2 separate regions of the Homo sapiens genome follow, and region 1 is linked to region 2. The links are chromatin loops, found by intact Hi-C in ENCODE. Cell type or tissue: CD4-positive, alpha-beta T cell. All regions are shown on one strand. Each heading gives the region's core, and the rest is flanking DNA. Links, peaks and the distances in the headings are about the cores only.

The links. Peaks named below come from ENCODE experiments on the same cell type or tissue, not always from the same donor. Only the 100,000 strongest peaks of a DNase experiment are listed, where the experiment ranks them.
Region 1: a loop joins it to region 2, with 4 times the contacts of the local background. A loop is called at or near these places in 1 of 110 quality-filtered maps.

The regions. Positions count from the first base shown.
Region 1 is chr2:176,820,393-176,829,828 of GRCh38, forward strand. No RefSeq gene overlaps it. Among named protein-coding and RNA genes, the nearest start is that of LINC01117, 190 kb to the left of the region's middle. In CD4-positive, alpha-beta T cell, for the core only: no CTCF peak of the experiment used is centred there; a DNase peak (open chromatin) is centred at 6,159.
Region 2 is chr2:177,410,879-177,422,467 of GRCh38, forward strand. AGPS (alkylglycerone phosphate synthase) reads left to right here. Exons shown (of 20, transcript NM_003659.4): 2 at 9,391-9,480. Among named protein-coding and RNA genes, the nearest start is that of AGPS, 24 kb to the left of the region's middle. RefSeq lists a silencer at 156-321. In CD4-positive, alpha-beta T cell, for the core only: a CTCF peak has its summit at 5,473 (motif pointing left); a DNase peak (open chromatin) is centred at 5,473.

The DNA of each region.
Region 1 (9,436 bases), core at 4,024-9,023, 590 kb before region 2:
AGCTTGTCCTCACAAATACATATGTGTGTCTAAGTAGAAATTTTTCATTAACACCAAATAAACCCCCAAACCTTCCCTTATGTAAAGGAAATAAGACTGGCTGCTAGACAGACTTCTTGATCCACAGAGGCTGTGATCTCATTTCTGTGTAGCCTTAACAGGGGACAGTAATGTATGATTGAGACACTGCTATATTTAGGAATGACAAGATGAACATTATTAATAGCTTAATTGACATTAAGGCAATTACCCCTACCCTTATTACAGTTTGTAGAATTACACAGAAAATATTGGCTGGGGCCTTTTTTTCCCTAGAGCTACCCAAGGATACAGCATTTTATTTCATGCCAGATCCCAGCTTTGACATTAGATACTTAGCCATAGAATGATTCCAGTAAATCATTATAAATGCATTATAATAAAGATGTTATGAGCTATCAGATATTAACCCCCAACCCCTAAAGAGAGATAAATAGTCCAGTTGCATGATTCCCACTTTTGTTTCATAAGAAATAAGCTTTTGCAAAGAGCAACTGACTAATGAATTATAAAATGGTGTGTTGAGCTCAGATAATTAAACAATGCATTTTAGTGTCTAGTGCAGGATGAACACTAAATCATACACAAATAAAAAAGGTAAAAATCTGAGCCCCATGCCTAACTCCTATTTTTGAATAACATTAATGTTGGTCTACAGTCCAAAAATGCTTCAACTATTTTCTTATCTGATTAGAGAGGCATATCAAGTATAAGATCAAGGCACAGTAGGCAAACTAAACCAACAGTCAGAACAAAAACTGTGAAGGTGCTAATTTCAGATAAGCCCACAAGGTTATTTTAATGGAGATTTTACATGGAGATTGCTTTTTCCCCCAAAGTGTTAATGGGACAAAAGTCTAGAAGGACCTGGAAGTTTTCAGGTTTCCTTATACTTTATATTTTCTCTGAACTCATAATAAAGCATATTAGTGGGAATGGGATCTATGCTATTGGTGGTGGTCTTAGCCTTATAGTGTTGGAAAGATGAATACACATCCTAAAATCTTCTCTAGGTTGTGGAGGTGCAGGGATGAGGAGGGGTTGGTTTGGGTTTCAACCATTATCCTCCCCAGGTGGTGGTATCCTGCCCAGCAGGGCTTCATCTAGTGGTCAACCATGGAACACCATGACATTTTCACCAGTGGCCCTCAGACAGGGCTGGTTTGCCATTGGCTGCCATTTCCTGGCATGTCGTAGATTTGCTGCGTGATTTGAAGCTGTGCTTCAGCACATCCTGAATGTGTTTTTTAGTCTTTCAGTATCTCAAAGACATGGTGTCCGCCTCAAGGTAGTCTCCTATTTCTTCGTCAAATAGCACATCATTAAGGACTGTGTGGCCAAAATTACAGATGGTCTTGGACTCTGTATGGGCAATGACCACCTGTGCTGGTAATCGAGGCTTCCCTGGAACACCTGGGAACATACCACACAGCCAGTCCTCTCCTGTGCTCCAGTCAAGCTTAACCTCACAGCCCGATACTCCCTCCACTTCCCTAGCTCCATGTGTTAGCCACTGCAGGTTAATTGATCTAAGGCTTATTTTCTTCAAATATAAAATGAAGATAATAATGCCTACCCAGAGGGTCATGTGAACATTAAATGAGATCAATTATGTAAAGATCTATCTATGCAGTGCCTTTCACAGAGTATGCCCACAAATAAATGTTACCTGTTTCATTTTAGTTATCTATGTTTAGCTATCTTTGTGTTTTTTCTATCCTGCTTCTTCTCGCTCCACTATACTCTTACATCCTAATTCTCTCTCTCTCTCATACACACATACTTTGCTGTGTCTAGCACAGTGCTTTGCTTGTGGCTCACACTCTACATGCTTGTTACCCTGAACTATTAACAAAAGCAGCTGCTAGTAACAGTTAATGTTTTCTGACCACCTACATGAGCCAGGCACTATGCTAAGTATCATCACTTCCTTTAATTCTCACAAGCTTATGAGACAAATACTATTTTAATTCTCATCTATCGGAAATTAAAGATTAAAGATGTTCTATAACTTGCCCAAGGTCACACAAGCTCTTAAGTGGATAGTCAAGATCCAAACTCAGAACCGGCCTGGATTTGAAATCTCAGTTCTTAACTATCACTGTGTCAGACTGATTTTGTTAGCTTTTTCCTCCTTTAGACTGGGCCCTATCAAGGGATCAGAGATAAGCATGTACCCACTCTCAGATGAGTGATCCCACGACCTCAAGTTTTGAAGTTCCAGGAAGTCCAGAAGTGTATGCTAACTCTAGTTTATAGCTGTTCAAAAGTCACTTGTCTAAAAACTTCAGGGACATTATGTAAAACCATCCAAAAAACATTATTGCACACCCCATAAAGTTAATTTCACTTTGCAAGAATGTGTTTGAGGGAGGTGATGCACTTGGCTATGTATTCAGGTTGGTGGCCACAATATATGGAGCTGTGCTGTCATCCTTGACACTCTGGCTTACTGGCAGCCTCGCTCCAACACACTGTCACAGGCGAGGGATGGCCTCCCAGTCTTGACTCAGAACACTTAAGCTTCCTAATGGTCCAAGTCTCACAAACCACACACCTCCCTTAATTAAAAAAGTAAATTAAAAGGAGTATTTCAACTTAGGGATGAATTATCTTAGTAATTTAAGATTGACATTTTATTGGATAAAAGGACATGTATGAGTTTATTTTAAAATACTGCCTTCATGAACAAGAGACCACAGAAAAGATTATCCTGAGGTTGCAAGGCGTTTGTAGAGCCAGAGGACACCCTTGCAAAACAGCCACTGTGAGAGGCCAGTTGCTGCAAATCACAGGTCAGCCACTTCTACACTTGTCCTTCAAGCACATCAGCCGGACATTTGGAGTTTTCTATAGTCTTCATTTCAAACTCGATCATCCTGAGTGTTGTGGTGGACACTACTAGTGTCACAAAGAGTCCAGCACCCTCTCCTTCCAGGTATATAAACGGTGCATTGCTGGGCTCCTTTGCAGTTGGATAGGTCAGGTAATTTGTCTGTTGTGAAGAGTTACTATGTTTCACTTCTAAGCCGAAGCATTTGATTGTCAATGGAATACCCTCCAGCTCTCTCCTTCCCTGCAGAAGTAATCTTGGAAGCATGTGTTGAGATGACAGAGTTCCCAATAGCCTAGATTCCTGAATGACTTAGTGGAGCTGAGTCCTCCACAGGTCCATGTTGGACATGCACAATCAGTGAGAATAAACTTTTGTTGGATTAAGTCACCGATGTTTGGAGACTGTTCATTACCACAACAAAATGTAGCCAAATCCCGACTAATCCAGGAATTAACCTTTTGTTCAGAAAATACAGCCCTTCTAAGTCATAAACCCATATTCTCTTTCCAATAGCTTATTAAATGGTTTATGTATTTTCCATCTTTTTGATATACTCTCAGATGCCTAAAATTACCACAGTGACCTTGGATTGGACAAGGTAGTTGTTTGTCTTTTAGCCATTAATAAATATTGCTACTGTGGAATGAGTGAGGGAAACAGAAGAAGACAAGGTTGGCCTTTTGAAAATAATATGGCATCATGTAACGATGAAAAAGAGAAAAAATACAGAAAAAAGAGAAAACAAGAGAAAAATGAAAAACAAGTCTATAAGAGAGAAAAGTAGAGAAAAACAAAACAATAGAAATGCTGGGCAATTTGTTTCAGATTCACTATAACCAACTGCTTGTTGTTGGGTTCTGCTCTAGAAGGCATCTCTCAGGATGCCTTTGACCCTCAGCACCTTTTTGTGTATGTGCCTAGCATACTGAGGTGCTCAATAAATGTTGATTGAAAGGGTAAATAAAGGAATAAATTTCCATTTTATAATCTTGGAAGCATATATTACTTTAAACGGCCTATGACTATGAATGGACATTCCATTGCACATTGAAAGGCAGTACAACAAGTGAGAAGGGAAGTAGAAATATATGAGTTTGAATAGCTCTTCATAACCTTTAAACCTGAGTCCTTGCAAAGAGCAACTATGAGGTCAGAGCAATAATTCTTTGTCCTAAAAACAGGACACCACTGATAACTCAGAGCCGTCTGTTGAAGAAAGTGTTTCAAATAAACTGGTTAGCAATGCCCTTGTTTTGTTTGCCTCTGGATGGGAAGAACTAGGAGTGCAATCAGCACCGAGGTGTCTATAGTCTTGATGTGGTGGGAGATGAAAGTAGGGGAACTGAATAATGTATTTTTTCAAAACCTTGAATGGAGCGAGAAATACTGATAAAAAGGAAGAGTTGTGAGTCATTCTTCTGCTGATGCCAACTGGGAAGCTCCAGTAGTATATTCCCCTGGTGATGAAGTAATTCACTTTTTCTGAGATTAACATTCTGTAGTAAGGCTGTTCCTCATACAAGGTTGCTCACAGGTAAAGTTAATAAAAGGCAGAGTCTAAGAATTCATAAGGAAGTTTGCCTTTCCATGGGGAGAAAGCATGCAATCAGGGTCTCTAGTCTGTGTGCACACGTGTGTGTGCGCGTGTGTGTGTGCGCGCGCGCACTCATATGCACAGCTCAGATGTCCAGGACTTGAGATGAGAATGGAAAGCACCGAATAAGAAGAAAGCTGCCACACAGTAGGCTGAAGGAGAATGACTACAACCTTTAGGCTGAAAAAAAAAAAACACTACATGCTGGCGTGTATCCTTGTGGATATGTGGAAACACAACAAAAATATTGGTCCATCCTGGCTGCAGTTTTAAAGGAAAGGAAGATCTCCTGGCATCAACATCTCTTGGAGATGAACACACTATACATGCAAGTTCAAATCTATCATCTTCCACCAGTCAACCCAAGCTACATTCCCCTTCCATTTATTATCAAAGGAATAAGCACTTTTGTTTCCCAGGCTTAACTCCTCAAAATCATGAGCTTTTCTTCCCTACCTTTCCCTTCATTCGAACTCTTTCCTTTCAAAATGTTTATAGAATTCATTCTTATCCTCTCCCTGCCTGGGGGGTTTATCTAGCTAGTCTAAATTCTAGATCATTGCCTTTCTATAGGAAATATAAAACACACAAATAATGAAATACCCATAATCCAAGGCAGAAATCATGAGTGTTATAGTAACAATGGCCTCAAGAGCTAGACTGCCCAGGCAGCTCATATTTCATACAGTTTTACTATTTTAAATAAAATCAATTTGAAAAAATCATTATGTTGAAGAATAAAAATGTTTAAATATTACCTGATTTTTTTTTCTCATTTCTTTTTTCCCTTTTGACCTTCCTCCTTCCCCATGCAAGAAGCTGGACATGTCTCTGCTATTTAACTCAAGGAAGGAATAAGACAGTATTAAAGAGAAGAATTCTTTCCCTGACTTGCATATTTCCAAAGCCGAGCCCCTCAGGGATATAAAGACTTAAGGTAGAGGCAAAAGATTTGGGAAAAAATAACGTGAATTTAAGGTAGGCTTTACCCTTCTACCTCTTACCAAAGAAAAGATTCCCAGGATTGATGGAAGGGGATATTTGGAAGGAAGCAATGGGAACAGAGATGTTGGTGGGCTTAGGTCCCCAAAAATAAGAACCTGGGTCCTGTCCACCAGTTTTAGATGTGGGAAGGTGGCAAACCCCCCATAGTAGTTTATGGGCATAGAGATAAAGGAAGCAAAGTTTAGTAAATTGGCTCTGGAGGTTGATTTGGCATCATTTGGTAAAATTGAAACATTGGAAAAATTTTTACACATATACATAAAAAGCTTTGTACAAAAATGTTTATTCCAGCATTACTTTTAGTGGAAGAAAGCTTCCCAACAACCTAAATATCCATTAATAGAAGAGGGAATAAATAAAATGTGAAATATGTTGACTGTAGACTATTGTGTAGCAAAAAAAAAATGGTTAAAATAATAGAAGACAGTACAGAAGAATTTAGATCTTAGAATCCAACTGTCTTGAGAGTTAAAGCCTCAAGAGTTAAACTTTAAGTGCCTCATTTTACAGATGAGAAGGAATGGGGGACCTGAAGGCTAAGTGATTTCTTGAAAGCAGGCTGTTGTTTCGACTTCCAACCTGGCCTTTCATCCATGATGTCATTAGATGCCCCAAGCTACCTGGTATAGTTCAGTCTATTCCAGGAAGCAGAACATCATCCCCTCTGATCTCTCTATTAGTCTAGCACAGAAGAACAAAAAGAGGAGGGGAAAGGGGAAGAAAAAAAAGGTTGCCCTTGTTCTTGAGGTCACAGTTCAGATGAAGAACAGAATCATAATATGAAACCATAAAAGCCACTTAAGTGACACAGTTCTCTTATTTCCCACATTCACAGCTTAAGAAGTCTTTTGATCATCTCCGGATCTCCATTTTCTTACTAGCAAAACAAGGGGTTCAGCTAGAAAGAACGACCATCGACTCCTTAAGTTCAAACTAGTCTCCTTGTAACGAATCTAACTTTTAGCTATGGAATCTAAGCTGTCTCGATTTCACGGTTGAAATCTACACTCACAAAATATTTCATACACTTTCCCCAAATCTCTTGTCTATACTCTAACAGTTCCTTCTGACTGGTGAAACCTAGAGACCGTATCTGATGCTTCTTTGCCAATATAATGTTTAATTCTCAGCACTCTGATAAACTTGTAGGAAGAATTTTCTGCCTTTGTTTTAAAGATAGGCACTACATTAAAATCTCAATACTAAATGGCAATCCAGGCACTTATTTTTTCAAGACTGAGATCCCAATGTCAGCGAAACGGCTTTGGCTTCATCACTTTGCAAGCCTGAGGTGGGAGTGGACATCTCCACCTGCCAGCGCTTATCTCTCGGCATGGTCTGATGGGCCGAATGGGAGTGGGAGTCAGGAACTCCACGGTAAGTACTAATTGTGTGACTGATTTGGGGCTGTGACATCAGAGAAAACTGTTCCACTTCAGGCTTCTTGTGCAAAGGAGGAGAAAATTGTAAAGAGAAAATTTCTCTGAAAAGTACATCATGCTCCAGAGGCCAAATGTGACAGTCATTAAGGAAGCAAGAGGAGATGGCTTCTTCCCCAGCCATGACGGGATCACTCATGGTATCCCCACCCACGCTGCCAGTGTGTCACAGCTCAGCCACAGAAACACAGCAACTTTCATGCAAATGGCTCAAATTCACTTTTCACATTTAAAGTAACACATTTTGTAATTATTAATGGTTAATTCCTGTGACCACCCATGAGTGAAGGGCATTTCCGTCTCCCACATCTTTAATGGCAAATAATTAATGATGTGTTAGAAATTAACAACAATTAACAGTGCATAAGAACAATGGCAGAAGGTCAGAGACTCTGAAGAAATGCAACGTTTAGCTTCTCGGGCAGAATCTGGCAGTCTCAAGGAGGGAGACTCCAGGCAGAAATGTTTCCCTCAGATACAAATACACCTCAACTCTTGCTCCAGAACATGGGCCCAAATACAATCACTTTTTAAGACTAAGTATGTTGAAGGAAATAAACAACTACCCAGCACTTCTATTAAGCTTATTAGTTTTGCTAAACAAGCAAAATGGTATAACATATTAAATTTTTAGCTTAGTATTAATGAGCATTGCCTGAAATATAGAACAAATTTCTGATTTAGCAATTACATGATCATTTTAGAATGTAGTAGGGTCTAGTGAATTTCTAGAAAGAACTCTGAGTAACATGTAGATATAAATCACTTATAGAAACTGTATGTGTATATCATATTTTTGTGTTTATAGGATCTCTGCAAGTATTATTGCTGTATATAGGCAAGTTTAATAAATTGCCTTAACTTTACCTACATGATAGATAAGTGGCAGATAATATTACTATTGGAGTGTTGAATTTCCCAGCCTTGCTCTATGCACTTTTATCCTATTTTCCAAAACAAAACAAAACAAAAAAAAAAACAAAAAACAAAAAAACAAAACAGAAGTCCTTGGGCCAAAGTCTTATATGTCTCAATGTTGAAAATAAAGTCAGAGAAAGTGAGTCAAGCTCAAATACACAAACTGATGATCTAACCAAGGATATCCACCAAGGGTATCCTACTATAGAACAGGCATGAGATATATATATTCTGCTTCCACCCACAAAGTAATTATAATTATAATTATATTACCTGTAATTATAAACATAATTAATTATATTCCTGCAGCACTTTAGAGCTTACAAAGTGCATTCACATACATTAATTATTTAACCTCATCTGCACCTGGGAGGCAGGCATAGCCGAAAACCCACAGAATAAAACCACCGGCTTCATATTGAACCCAGATCTATTGCTTCCAGGTGGCCACTTCCTTCTTTCCATCTTGTGATTATCCCCTTAAACCAAGCATGTTCTGAAAATGGGGGGAGAATCCATTTTCTAGAAGCAATGATATTTCTAGCTTCTTGGTCAAGCAACTTCCAAACCAGGAAAAGTGATTTTCAGGGAAGGAAGAGCCCAAAATTTGTGGGGAGGAAGCACCAATCACAACTACCTCAAGGCTCTGGTTTGGCTCGGGCGCACAGGAGCAGTTGGTGGGGCCTGAGCCTCACCTCTGTCCACGTTTTCATAGGCAAGAGTAATTCAAAGAATGACAGACTTTTGGAGGTAGAACAGAAACATGTCCTGCACATTAGGAAGTGTGCCTTGCTGAAAATGCAAAGAGAGCCCAAACTCCACAGCAGCTTATGGAAGGAACGATCATGATGAGACCTTGCAGTTCAGCCCTTGTGCTTTGCAGGTTAGGGGATCAAATGTGCACTCCTCTGCCTGCTTTTCAAGGTTCCACACCCCCCTTCTCAAAACCCCCATATCATATTGGATATGTGGCACACAGCTGTCTAGCCCCATTTCCCATTGCACCTTAATATCCTAACCAGTCACCCTCGCACAACCGTGCAGCTCTCTGTTCCTGTTCCCATTCCTGGGCTCCTCATGTGCAGGCTCTTGCCTGCTGTTAGTGGATTCAAATCCCACCCAGCCTTCAAGGCCCAGCCCAAGGCCCACCTCCTTCCACCAGACATAAGGGAAAGTAGATTTTGGCCCTTCTAGGGAAGAACTTACAGTCTTCTCAGAGAAGAGATTTGTATTCAAGCAGCCATAGAAGTTGGAAGGTGTTCAGTGAGTAGCCCTAAAACGGAGCTCCTTAAGTATGGACCAGCAGATCAGTATCACCTGGGAACTCATTAGTAATGCAAATTTTGGGGTCCTGCCCTGGACTTACTGAATTAGGATCTCCAGGATCCGCTAAGGAGTCATTGGTTTAACAAGCCCTCCAGGTGAATCTGATGAATGCTAAAGTTGGAGAGCCCCTGCCTTAAAAGAAGTGAATTTGTGGGAAGTCAAAGGAGTAATTGACTTCCAGGGAAGTCTTCTAGAAGAAATTGGCTTTTGAGGTTTGGCCCTTTAAGACTGTTAAGATTCAGACACCTGGAGAGGAGTGGCAGGCATCCCAAGAGTAAA
Region 2 (11,589 bases), core at 3,195-8,194:
AGTGGGCCTTCCAGTGATTCCCTTGACATAAGGGGCATGGACGAGGGGGTAGCTTATTTCTATTCGGACAATCTTTTTTAAAGTGTCCTTGTAGGCCGCACTGGAAGCAAGCCCTATTAGGCATTCAACTTGCCCAGCCTTTCGGTGTTCCAGAGCCTCAAAGTCCGCTTACCTGAGGGCCATGACTAAAGCGGTGACCTTTTTCTTAACTTGTTTGTCCCTTTCTGCCTGCTCTTTCTGATCTCTATTATAAAAAAACTGAGGTTGCCAAGTTCAGTAGGGTTTCTAAGTTTTGCTGCAGGCCTAAGGCGGACTTTTGAATTTTTTCTAATGTCTGCAACTGACTGAATAATAAACTTACCCTTTAAGATTAGTTGGCCTTCAATAGAGTCAGTTGACAGAGAGCTATGCTTCCTCAGTGCCTCCCTTAGTCTCTCCAGAAACGTGGTAGGATTTTCTTTCTTTCCCTGTGTTATAGTGGACAACACTGAATAATTTATAGGCTTCTTCCTAGTTTTCCTTAGTCCTTCTAGCACGCAAGTTAGTAAATGTCTGCAGCACCAATCTCCATGTTCTGATTCTGCATCCCAGTGAGGGTCTACACTGGGAACTGCCTGCTGGCCTGTGGGGAATTGTTCTTTCCTCTGTTGTCATCCTATCATTGACCTGACTGAGATACCAGAGATCGCCAAACTCTCAGGTTGCAGTTATGGCAGCACTTTTCTCATTTGGGGTTAGTGTCTGATCTAGCAGTAACATTATATTTTTCCATGTCAGATCAAAGGATTGTCCTAACCCTTGTAAAACATCAATATAGCCATCAGGGTTATCTGATAATTTACCTAGGTCTATTTTAATTTGTCTCTCTCTCTCTGTCTGTCTTTCCTCTCCTTGACTTACTCAATTTGCTTTTATCCTGTTCTATTATGTTGTTGTAGACCCATAGTACTGGGTCATCAGTTCTAAGGCCCTGGCCAAGGAGCCAAGGCTTGGAGATTGTATTGCAGAGGGATAAGCTGGGTAGAAATCGGGGGAGGAGAGCATCTTACACAATGGGAGAGCAGTCCTCCTAGCCATTTACAAACTTGGGGCCCTGGCAAGTTGGTGGGGAACAGGTCCCACATAACGGTCGAGAGCTGTGTGGCTAAATTGGGAGGGACACGAGGGACAAGACTCACTGGGTTGATAGCCTAGATGCCTAAGGACACAGCATAGAGCTTCATTAGATCCCTTTGGAGATACAACTTGCTCCAATACGTGGGAAAGGAAATGAAAGTCTGAACCATTAGTATCTAGGAGGCAGGGATCAGAGGAAGTAGATTCAGAGGTAAGGAGAATTTTGGGGCTACACTTTCAAGAAAGTCATGGTCAGGACCCAGGAGGTATGGGTCAGAAGGAAAGGTGGGGTGCACGCATGGGTGACTGTTGAGTAGAGACTTCTGGCTGTACCATGATGTCAACCGGCTAATGCTGGGAGTTCGGGACGACAGCTTTCTGCCTCTAGTTGGCCCTTGGCTTCCCCAGGAAAATTGAAAGCGCAAGCTGGTTCCAGGCAGATCAATGCTCCCAACCCAGAAGGTTTGGGGGTTGTTAGAAAGCCTTTTCCCAGATAGCCTCACATCTGAGTCTTAAGTCTGGCAGCCACGCTAATCGTTTTTTTAACTGGCCGACAAGCACCCTGTATTTTCCTCTGATTCTAAGGAAGGATAGCAAGCGAAAGTAGTCCAATATTACTCACCGCTTTGGAGAGTCCCTTCGTGGTTGCCAAAATGTTACCAGGGTGTCCTTGCTCCTAGAGCTCCCAAGATGTTGGCGGCCACTTCCAAGATGGCAGCAAGCCTCTTGTTCTCTGACCTGGGGTTCTTGGCCTCACGGATTCCAAGGAATGGAATCTTGGGCCATGTGGTGAGTGTTATAGCTCTATTAGAAGCCATGGGTCATGGAACAGAACCGTGGAACCCAGCGACTAGTGTTCAGCTTGATTAGGATGAACTTGGGCACTTAGCTGTGCAGGAACAATGGCAAGCCTTTAGCCCGATCGGGAGTGGCAATGGGTGCCTCGCTGGATCAGGAGCACAGTGGACACCCTGCTGGATCTGGAGGGGTGGAAGTCAGCATCAGCGGCGGGTCTGCGATGGCGGCAAACAACAGTGGTGGATGGCAAGTGAAAGCACAGCTGGAGCCATAACAAACACAGACCAGAAGAGTATGCAGTTGCAAGATTTAATAGAGTGAAAACGGAGCTCCCATACAATGGGAGGGAACCCAAAGGGGGTTGCCCAACAATTACGGTTTACAACAAGAATACTGTGTACATTAAGCCGGTATGGATTTCAGTCTTGGTATTTTTAGGGTCATGCCAAGGGTATTGTTGGTCTGTCCCCAAAGGACAGCAGGGGAAGGGAACTTAGGCTTGGTTTCAATGCTAAAATGGCATATAGATTTTTGGAGACATTTGTATTTTCTTTGTCTGTGTTCAGTTTTGTAGTTTCTACAGAAATGCAAGGCTCTACCAGAAATGGCTTTGGTCACTTATGGATTGGTCAGTATAATAAGCTTGTGATACAATTCCTTTTTTAATTACTAACAAGCATGGAGTGAGCAATGAAAGTGAATTGGCATTTTCCCAGTTGGTGGTAGAGACAGTCTGGGGTTGGTTGCCAAAATTGCCATATTGGGTAGATTACAAGTGGACAATGAAGGGAAAAACCATGAAATTTAAAGTACAGTCCAGGGAACACAAGAGTCCAAGTGAAGGATATATCCTTTTCTCTTTGTCCTTTGCTATGACAACCTCCTGATGCAGATTTGGATTGTTTTCCTCATTACGTAGATCAACACCTGAGGGTAAAGGGTAGGATGGTTGTTTCTTTCCAGGCTTCCAGAATGGCAGGTACCAAGCTTGTGTGAGTGGATATGTGGGTACACACCTGCCCTTACCACAAAATATTTGTAACATACACTACTAAATGTATGAATGACTAATAGTGTGTATTTCCATTTTCAAATGCGTCATTCAAACAGTAACAAGTTTCTAATTGGTAGATTATGGTGTAGTGTGTGAGAGAAGTGTGGGAGTAAAGAATGGCACCCCAAGAACCTGAAGTGATTAGTGACTGCCCAGAGTATTCTGTCAATGTGAGGTAAAGCTGGTCTTGCCTTATTTGCCCTTCTTGCCCCCCGCCCCTTTCCTGTGCCTCTGTTTAGAATTTTTCCCCTTTATACCTGTATATTACTTTTTCTTTCACTCATTTATTCATGATAAATGTAGTAGGAATTGGACCTTTGGGACGCAGTTTTTGAGCCTTGAATTCAAGTTTTAAAAGGTTTCTTTCTTTTCTTTTTTTTGAGACAGGACCTCACTCTGTCACCCAGGCTGGAGTGCAGTGGCAATCATGGCTCACTGCAACCTTGAACTCTTGAGCTCAAGGGATCCTTCTGCCTTGGCCTTGTAGTAGCTGGGATTACAGGCTTGCACCACCACACCTGGCTTTTATTTTATTTTATTTTTGAGAATTAGGGGTCCCGCTGTATTGCTCAGGCTTATTTTGAACTTCAAGGCTCAAGTTATCCTCCCACCTTGGCCTCCCAAAGTGGTGGGATTACAGGTCATTGTGCTTGGCCTTAAAAAGTTTTTTAGAGTGCTAGTTTCTTGTGGACTATAAAAAGTTGACTGTAGGTAGTTAAATGTATATTTGGTTTACCATATAGTTGAAGCTGTTTAATTCATAATGGAATTCTATCATTCAAAAAAATTTGTAGCTATTGCTAAGAAGCCCAATAGATTTTATAATAAACCATCATGAAAGTTCTGTGTATATATGGAAGAAAGAATTATTTTCTCAGAACAGAGAGAAACTGCACTGAGATTCAAAGGCTGAGCAGCGTATTTGCCTCAGGTTCAGAGAGTTGTGGTAACATACATTTTTAATGTATGGTATTTGTGTGAGGCCTCTAATTTTCCTCCATCTCTGATTACTAATTTCATCTGCCTATCCCATGGGTGCCTATGAAGGTTCGTGTGTGTGTGTGTGTGTGTGTGTATAATGTATATAATATACATATATGATGAATGCATTATAAATAATATATCTGGATATATTATATATAATATTTTGTGTTTTGTGAAATATGCAGTGTTATTTAGTGTGTATATTTTTAATTCCCTTAAATGCTGTTTTACTATGGATTTTATTGTTTCTCCTTTGTGTTTACCACTGTTTTAAACATTTCATCGTGTTTCTATATGCATATCTATTCAACTTACTGCTTTTGATTGCTGCATTAATATTTCATGGAATGCATTTTCCACATTACTTACCTGCTTCTCTAGTGATGCCTCCAGCTACTCTTACAAACAATGCTCCAGGGAATATATCAAATGTGTTCCCTTATGGAATTGTATATGAATTTCCTATGCAATATATACCCAGGAGTTGTATAGTTGGGTCATAGAATTGGCATTACCTATGAAAGCTTACTACATGATTGCTCTGTGGAGTGGCTTACCAGTATGCATGTGGATTCCTTTTCTTCATGTTCTTGTTAACAACTTTCTGTGTTCTCAAATCTCATATTTAAGCCACTTTGCATTATCACACTGCTAAGAATTATCACATTGATTAATAACTTATTATATCACAGGGTCACATTTTTATTCTGGCAACTAGAGCTGAGAAACTTACAATGGGGATATTGAGGGAAGATTGAAATTCTTGTTGAAGTTTAAAGTGTTGCATGATAATGTTCAAGAAGGCTCACTGTCTAGAGGACACAGATTATACCTTGTTGACCCATCTAGAAACATGATCTTATCAGAGTCCTCAAGTTGATTACATTTAGATAGTCTGACTGCCCTCACCAGTTACCAAAGTTAATTAACAAGCCAATAAACTAATTCATGATGAAAAGTAAAACTGTAGATCCTTTTGGCCATTTCAGTTGTCCTTTTTTTTTTCTCTCTAGGAAATCACAATATTATCAGATGAAGGTAGCTTTGTGAGTTTTATATCAGGGCAAGAGGAAATATTGATCTGAAGAGTGAAGCATCTTTTATTAGAATTTTGATTATTGGAATTTTATCAGAAAAACTTTTATAAAAGTTATTAGATAGCTGAACTTTTACAGTTGTTAACCCAGAATGAAAGTAGCCAAAATCATTTTTTCCTTTTCCTTATTTTCTAGTGAAAAATATTATGACTATTATGATTAGAAATAGCAATGTAGAAACCATGCATATATATCAGGATGTTTGCAGTTTATTACTAGTAGAGGAATAGTAGTGTGACAACCAGTCTGTAAACAGAGACTTCAAAGTGAAAATTTCCCATTTTAAGAATAAAGAAACTCTTTATGGTTTTTATAATAGTAAGGCTAAATCTAAATATTTCACCTAAAGATTGTATAATAACAGCCCTGAAAAATGCAAAATGCTGAATATGTACATCATGTACATATCATGGGAGAATACTGCCACCTTGTGCATATAGGATGCTATTTTATGCCTCCATTTTCTTTTGTTACACCAGCTAATACTTGCTTTTTCAGTTTGGTACTGTGGTTAGATGTGTAAATGTGTAAAACATTTATTTTTTTATGCAGTAAAATCAAGCCAACTATTCTTTCGGCAGGAGGAGGGTTTTTTTTTGTTTTGTTTTGTTTTTTTGAGACGGAGTCTTGTTCTGTCACCCAGCCTGGAGTGCAGTGGTGTGATCTCGGCTCACTGCCACCTCCGCCTCCCAGGTTCAAGCGATTCTCCTGCCTCAGCCTCCTGAGCACCTGGGACTACAGGCATGCGCCACTACACCCAGCTAATTTTTTTTTTTAATTTGTAGTAGAGATGGGGTTTCACTATATTAGCCAGGATGGTCTTGATCTCCTGACCTTGTGATCTGCCCACCTTGGCCTCCCAAAGTGCTAGGATTACAGGTGTGAGCCACTGTGCCTGGCCCGGTCTTGTTTTTTGAAAGATGTTAAATTTGGTATAGTTAGCTCTAAGAATTGGAATGTCTGAGATCATACTGGTTAATTGACCTCTGGGGTTAGTTGAGAATTGGATTCTTTTATTTGAATCTTATGGAAAGTTGATGATTCTTTAATCATTCTTCATTTTAGTGCTTGCAGTACTTTGGGGTTATTCTGAATGGCAGAATTCATTACACTATCGGAAGTATAGGGAATTTGGCTTCTGACACAAACATATCCCTTGATTTTTAAATGTTTTCCTTCAGCTGAAGTGCAGAAGAATTACTACAACACAGGGTGAGCATCCTTAATTTGAAAATCTAAAATCCACAATGTTCCAACATTGGAAACTTTTTGAACACTGTCATGAGATAGTGATTCCTTTGCTTCCTGATAGTTCAGTGTATGCAAACTCTGTTTCATGCACAAAACCATTAAAAATATTGTATAAAATTACCTTCAGGCTATGTGATAAGATGTATATGAAACATAAATAAATTTTATGTTTAGACTTGGGTCCCATCCCCAAGAAATCTCATTGTGTATATGTAAATATTCCAGAATCTGAAAAATATCTGAAATCTGAAACACTTCTGGTCCCAAGCATTTTGGATAAAGGATACTCAATCTATAGTAACATGTAATAGTTTCTTGAAACAGTATTGATGTAAATCAAAAAATGAGTTCTTTCAAATATTCTGGTTATCTGACAGCCTGACTTAGATGGGTTTCAGATATTATTGCCTCTCTGAAGAGGAAGAATTATGAGACTGGAAGTCAGCCTTTGGATACTCACAACTAACTTAGCTGCGTGACCAGGGATGCTTCTCTGGGCAGTTTCTTTATCTGAAAAATGAGCAATTGAACTGGATGGGTTCTGAGGATCTTTTTAGTTTTCAAATTCTGTGACTATATAAAGTTTTACTCTAATTTTAAAATGTTATGCTGTAATACCGTTCAAAATACTTCTATGTATAAGAAGTTATTAAAAAATTTAATCATATAGTTATATTTAACTATCAGAGTATATACTAGTAATTTGGTGGGGATGGGGTTAGAATATGTGTACATAAAAGTTTAAAACTAGAAGCCTGGGAAATTTACCTGTTTTTTATTTAACACCTGGGGTACTTGAAGATATCAGAAGATTGGTTTGGGGGTAATCTAGATTTTAATTGTATATGATTTATGCATAATCCTGTTTTGGGTATAAATGCATTCCAAATGCCTACATTCAACTTCTGAGAAGACTCCAAAAGTTGATATAAATATGGTAAAGTCCATTTCATAAGCCCAATTTTATGACTGGGATGAAAAGAGAGAAAAAGGTACCTACAGTTGAAAATTTGGAAGTTCTTTAGAATATTACCCAACTTGAAAATTTAAGGCCAAAGACTCTTCAGGATGTAAATCCCTTCATTTTATAGTGTATAACAGCAGATCTTTCCTGCTATCTTGATTCATTTCCTCATGAAGTGCTAAGAATGAACCCATGTGACCAAGTTTAGCTTTTTACTTTGGGGCCATCTGGGGATAAGTTTTTAAATTCTAGGGATAATTTTAAGGAAAATGATTTTCGTTGTTAAGCTACATAAACATGCCAGATTCAACCTCTGTACTGAAATGATTTCCTTGTGCCTTGCCTTGAGATTTTTGCATTTATTTTGTGTAATACCAAATTACTATTTTGTAGAGAACAGAATTATAATAAATGTTGAAATTCACTAATAAAATGCAATCACATAAAATCTATGCATATTATAAGCCATTAAAGATGTTAATGTATTAAAATATACATTTATCCTTCTGATTATTGAAATATAAGAAAATACTAAGTAAATTATACTTCATAAAAGTGAAGATAATTTAATCATGAAAAAAAGCAAAGTGGAAAATATCCTAATCTGTTTTTAGAATGTGAAAATCTTATGGTTCAATCCCAAGTTTTGGCACCAAAAAAAAAAAAAGTAAAATCTTAAGAAAATGTGTGTGTCACTGGTAACATTAGTCGTGATGTTTCTCCATAGAGATTTTTCCAAAAGCTCCGTTCCAAAATCTCTCTCTGCAATGAGGTAGGAATGTTATGGGATTAGAAAAAATATTTGGTGTTAGTTTATAACTAATCTACAAATCCAGTCTCTGGATTGATACTCTTCAGATATTTTGAAGTTTTTGTAGAGGGACTGTAGCTTTTATTAATAGCAAATCATAGTTGTAAACAGAGCATTCCTAGTTTCTTTGTCTTAATTTTATGTATAGATGGAGATTTCAGCTCATAATTAATTACCTGTATCTGGCTTAGTTGTATTATGTTCATGTTCATTTGTTTGAAAAGCCTTTGAACTAGAACAAGAATTATGATTGTAATAAAAAAACTTGCTTGTCAGTTGTTATTTTCTTCTTTCTTGAGAATTACAGAGAATAAGAGAACACTTTCTAATGCGTGCATCTTTATTTTGAAATTTTAATGCAGCAAATAACTTTCAAGATAGAAAAGGGTTTTTGTTAAGTTATTTGCACCATAAACTGCATAGTTGAATTTGTAGTAAGAAGACTCACCACCAATTTATTTCAGTAGCCAAGATCAAACTAGGGTACTATGCCAAAACATGTAATAAAAAGTGATGCAATACTTCAGCATGATTGCTTTTTATGTTTTGTACAGGTCCAGACCTATCTATTCTTACATGATGTGCAAAATTGAATGATTCAACCATTGATTTTGATAAATAAGGATTTTTACAACTATGAAATATTGGTGTTTTGCAAATTAAAAATAGCATGTTATGAAATATTGGTATTTTGGAAATTAAAAATAGCATGTTATTTTGAAATATTGAAAGTGAGTATGGCCATTAACTGTTACAATATGTAGGTCAAGGTAGAGATTGGTAGCTATATGGAATTTGAAGAATTTAGAATGTAAACCCAGCACTGAGATTTTTAATCTACTTTATTGTGTCTACTACTAGTCAGTCTACTTGGTAAATTGGTCTTTTTTTAAAAATCGTAGCAGAAGGTTAATAATTATGATTTTTTTCTCATGTGTAAAACTTTGTTTCCTTAGTTTTAATTGCAAAGCTTTTTAGGTCATTCTACAGTGTAAACCCAATAACATGTACAAAATGAGACATTTATATTTTAAGCATATCTTCTTCCTTTTTGCAACTTTTTATTTCTTCCTTTGAATGCATTAAATTTATTGGTTGTAGCCCTCTGTGAAGCAGGTGCTGCTCATCAGAGTGATTCTATATTCAGAAATATTAGTATATGGACATTTTAATGTGTGCTAATTTTATTTAACCTTATACAATATTTGTGGGCATAAGGTATTTTAGATGATTGTGAGTTAATAATCAATGATATACTGTACAGTTTTAAGATGTTTAGCATTGGTCTCACTTATATATATTTTCTTCTCACTAGGCAAGAAGTTATGAAATGGAATGGATGGGGATATAATGATTCTAAATTCATCTTCAATAAGAAGGGCCAAATTGAATTGACTGGGAAAAGGTAACCCTGGTTTATTTCTTCTTTTGTTCCTCCTTTAATTCTTTCTTTCTATGAAAAATTTTAAACACACATGAAAATATAATGATTCCTCCTTGAGTTTAAACATTATCAACATTTTGCCATAACTGCTTTTTGTCTCCTGGTAATATTTCAAATTCTGATGTTGTCATGTCACCTCTAAATATATGTATTTGTGTGTGTGTATATATATATTATATGTCTTAAAAAATAAGGACCTAATATAACCAATTATATAATATTATATATCCAAAATAGCAAAAAATTTTTATTTAGTTATCCAGTTCATATTCACATTCTCCAGTTGTCTCACAAACATCTTTTATAGGTAGTTTATTTGTGTCAGGATCCAAATAATGTCTATAAGCCACCCACCACCCAATTCCCATGCCATTCAGTTTTTTGAAAGTAGCTTCATATTTAAATCTGGTAATTTACAAGGAGTGTGGGTTATTATGAAAGGTGAATGATTTTAGGTCTGTGTGAATATAAATAGTATTTTAAAAAATTAGCTTCTGAGATAAATTAGGAAAGAAGTGATAGGGAAAGATCAGTCATTTTTGTGATAGCTTTTCTATGTCTTAAATGTGGTTATTTGTTGATAAGAATTACAAAGCATATTGGTTCAATCATACCTCAGTAAAACTGGAAAAATATTAAAAAGAATTCTAAAGGATATTTGTGTTATTCCTGTTTGTTCTAGATATGGTCAGAATTGTAAAACGAGTTCTTTGTTGGTTTTAAGCAATACTGCCTTTGCCAAAGCTCTGTTTTTGGTTTGTCTGTTGAATTTTGATACATTTGAAAGGGCAGTGAGTACAAATATGTAATACTTAAATGCTGGAACCAAAAATAAAAAGAAACTGAGACTAAGTAAAAAATTGGATCAGATATATTATGAGTCTATTCCAGTATTGTACCCTGATTTAATATCTATTGGACATTACTATACTTAAGTTAATGTTTTTAAAACATGTGCTATATCAGTATATTAAAATATCAGCAAAGTAAGTTTCATTCCTTTGGAGAAGTTATTTATTTCCTTTTCATTGCAATGTATTAATAATTTTTCTATTTTTCTGACATTAATATTTTGTACCTAAAATAAAACCTCAGGAATAGTAATTTGAAAGTAATTTTAATGAAGTTCTGAAGATGTACATTTGACTTTTTTTTTAATTAGGAAAATAAATATTATCTGTGTTCTCATTCCCATCCTTAATTGTGACTGGGTAGCAAGCAATGGAGGCTTAGTTGAGAAATTGTGTAATTCAGGTAGAAGGGATTTCTGGTTAATATCAGATTTACCAGTGTTCTAAATGTGGAATCTTTTATGTTTTATTTAAATAGAATAATGCCTAATACAATAGAAACATCGATGTAGAGATCGGCTTTTCAAAATCTTCTGAAGGAGTAAAAATTAATCTTCTGAACTTAGAAAACCGAATTTCTCTCTTCTCGGACACTGTCCTCATTTCTCCTTCTCTTTTTCTCTGTGTTTGGACCTTGAAGGTATACAGTATTTCTGTTTTATGGAACAGGGTAGATAGTCACTTGTATTTCAGCAAAGTCTTCTGTACAGTACTGTAGGCCATGTAATGGTTTATATGAGAAGGTGTGTGTGTATGTGTGTGTGTGTGAAATGAATGACTAGTCATAAAACATCACAGGTAATTATACCTTAGTGGGTCCCATGTTTTCAGGATCTCGTTCTTATTTTGGGTGTTCTGGCACTTGATTTGTCAGTTTCCTGGAAGAGATGAGGCTGTAGGGGTCTGACACACATGCCACACTTCTAAGAAACTGATTTAAAAAATTAGAACCTCAGTGTATTCATTTATGGTTAGATTATTGCTTTTTCAGGGTATGGAATACTTGTTAGTGCCCTTTCTGATGTTAGGGTATCTAGAGAACAACATTTGCAACTTAGATATTCTTTGGAGAGCATACATTCAGAACAAAGGAGATTTGATGGTCTTGATAGAGATTTTTATACAGGCTGTAATAGAACCAGAGAATTTATCTGTTGGTTTTAATGGGTTACTACCACTCCTACCAGAATGCATTCCTTAAAGGCCTCATTTCTTTGCA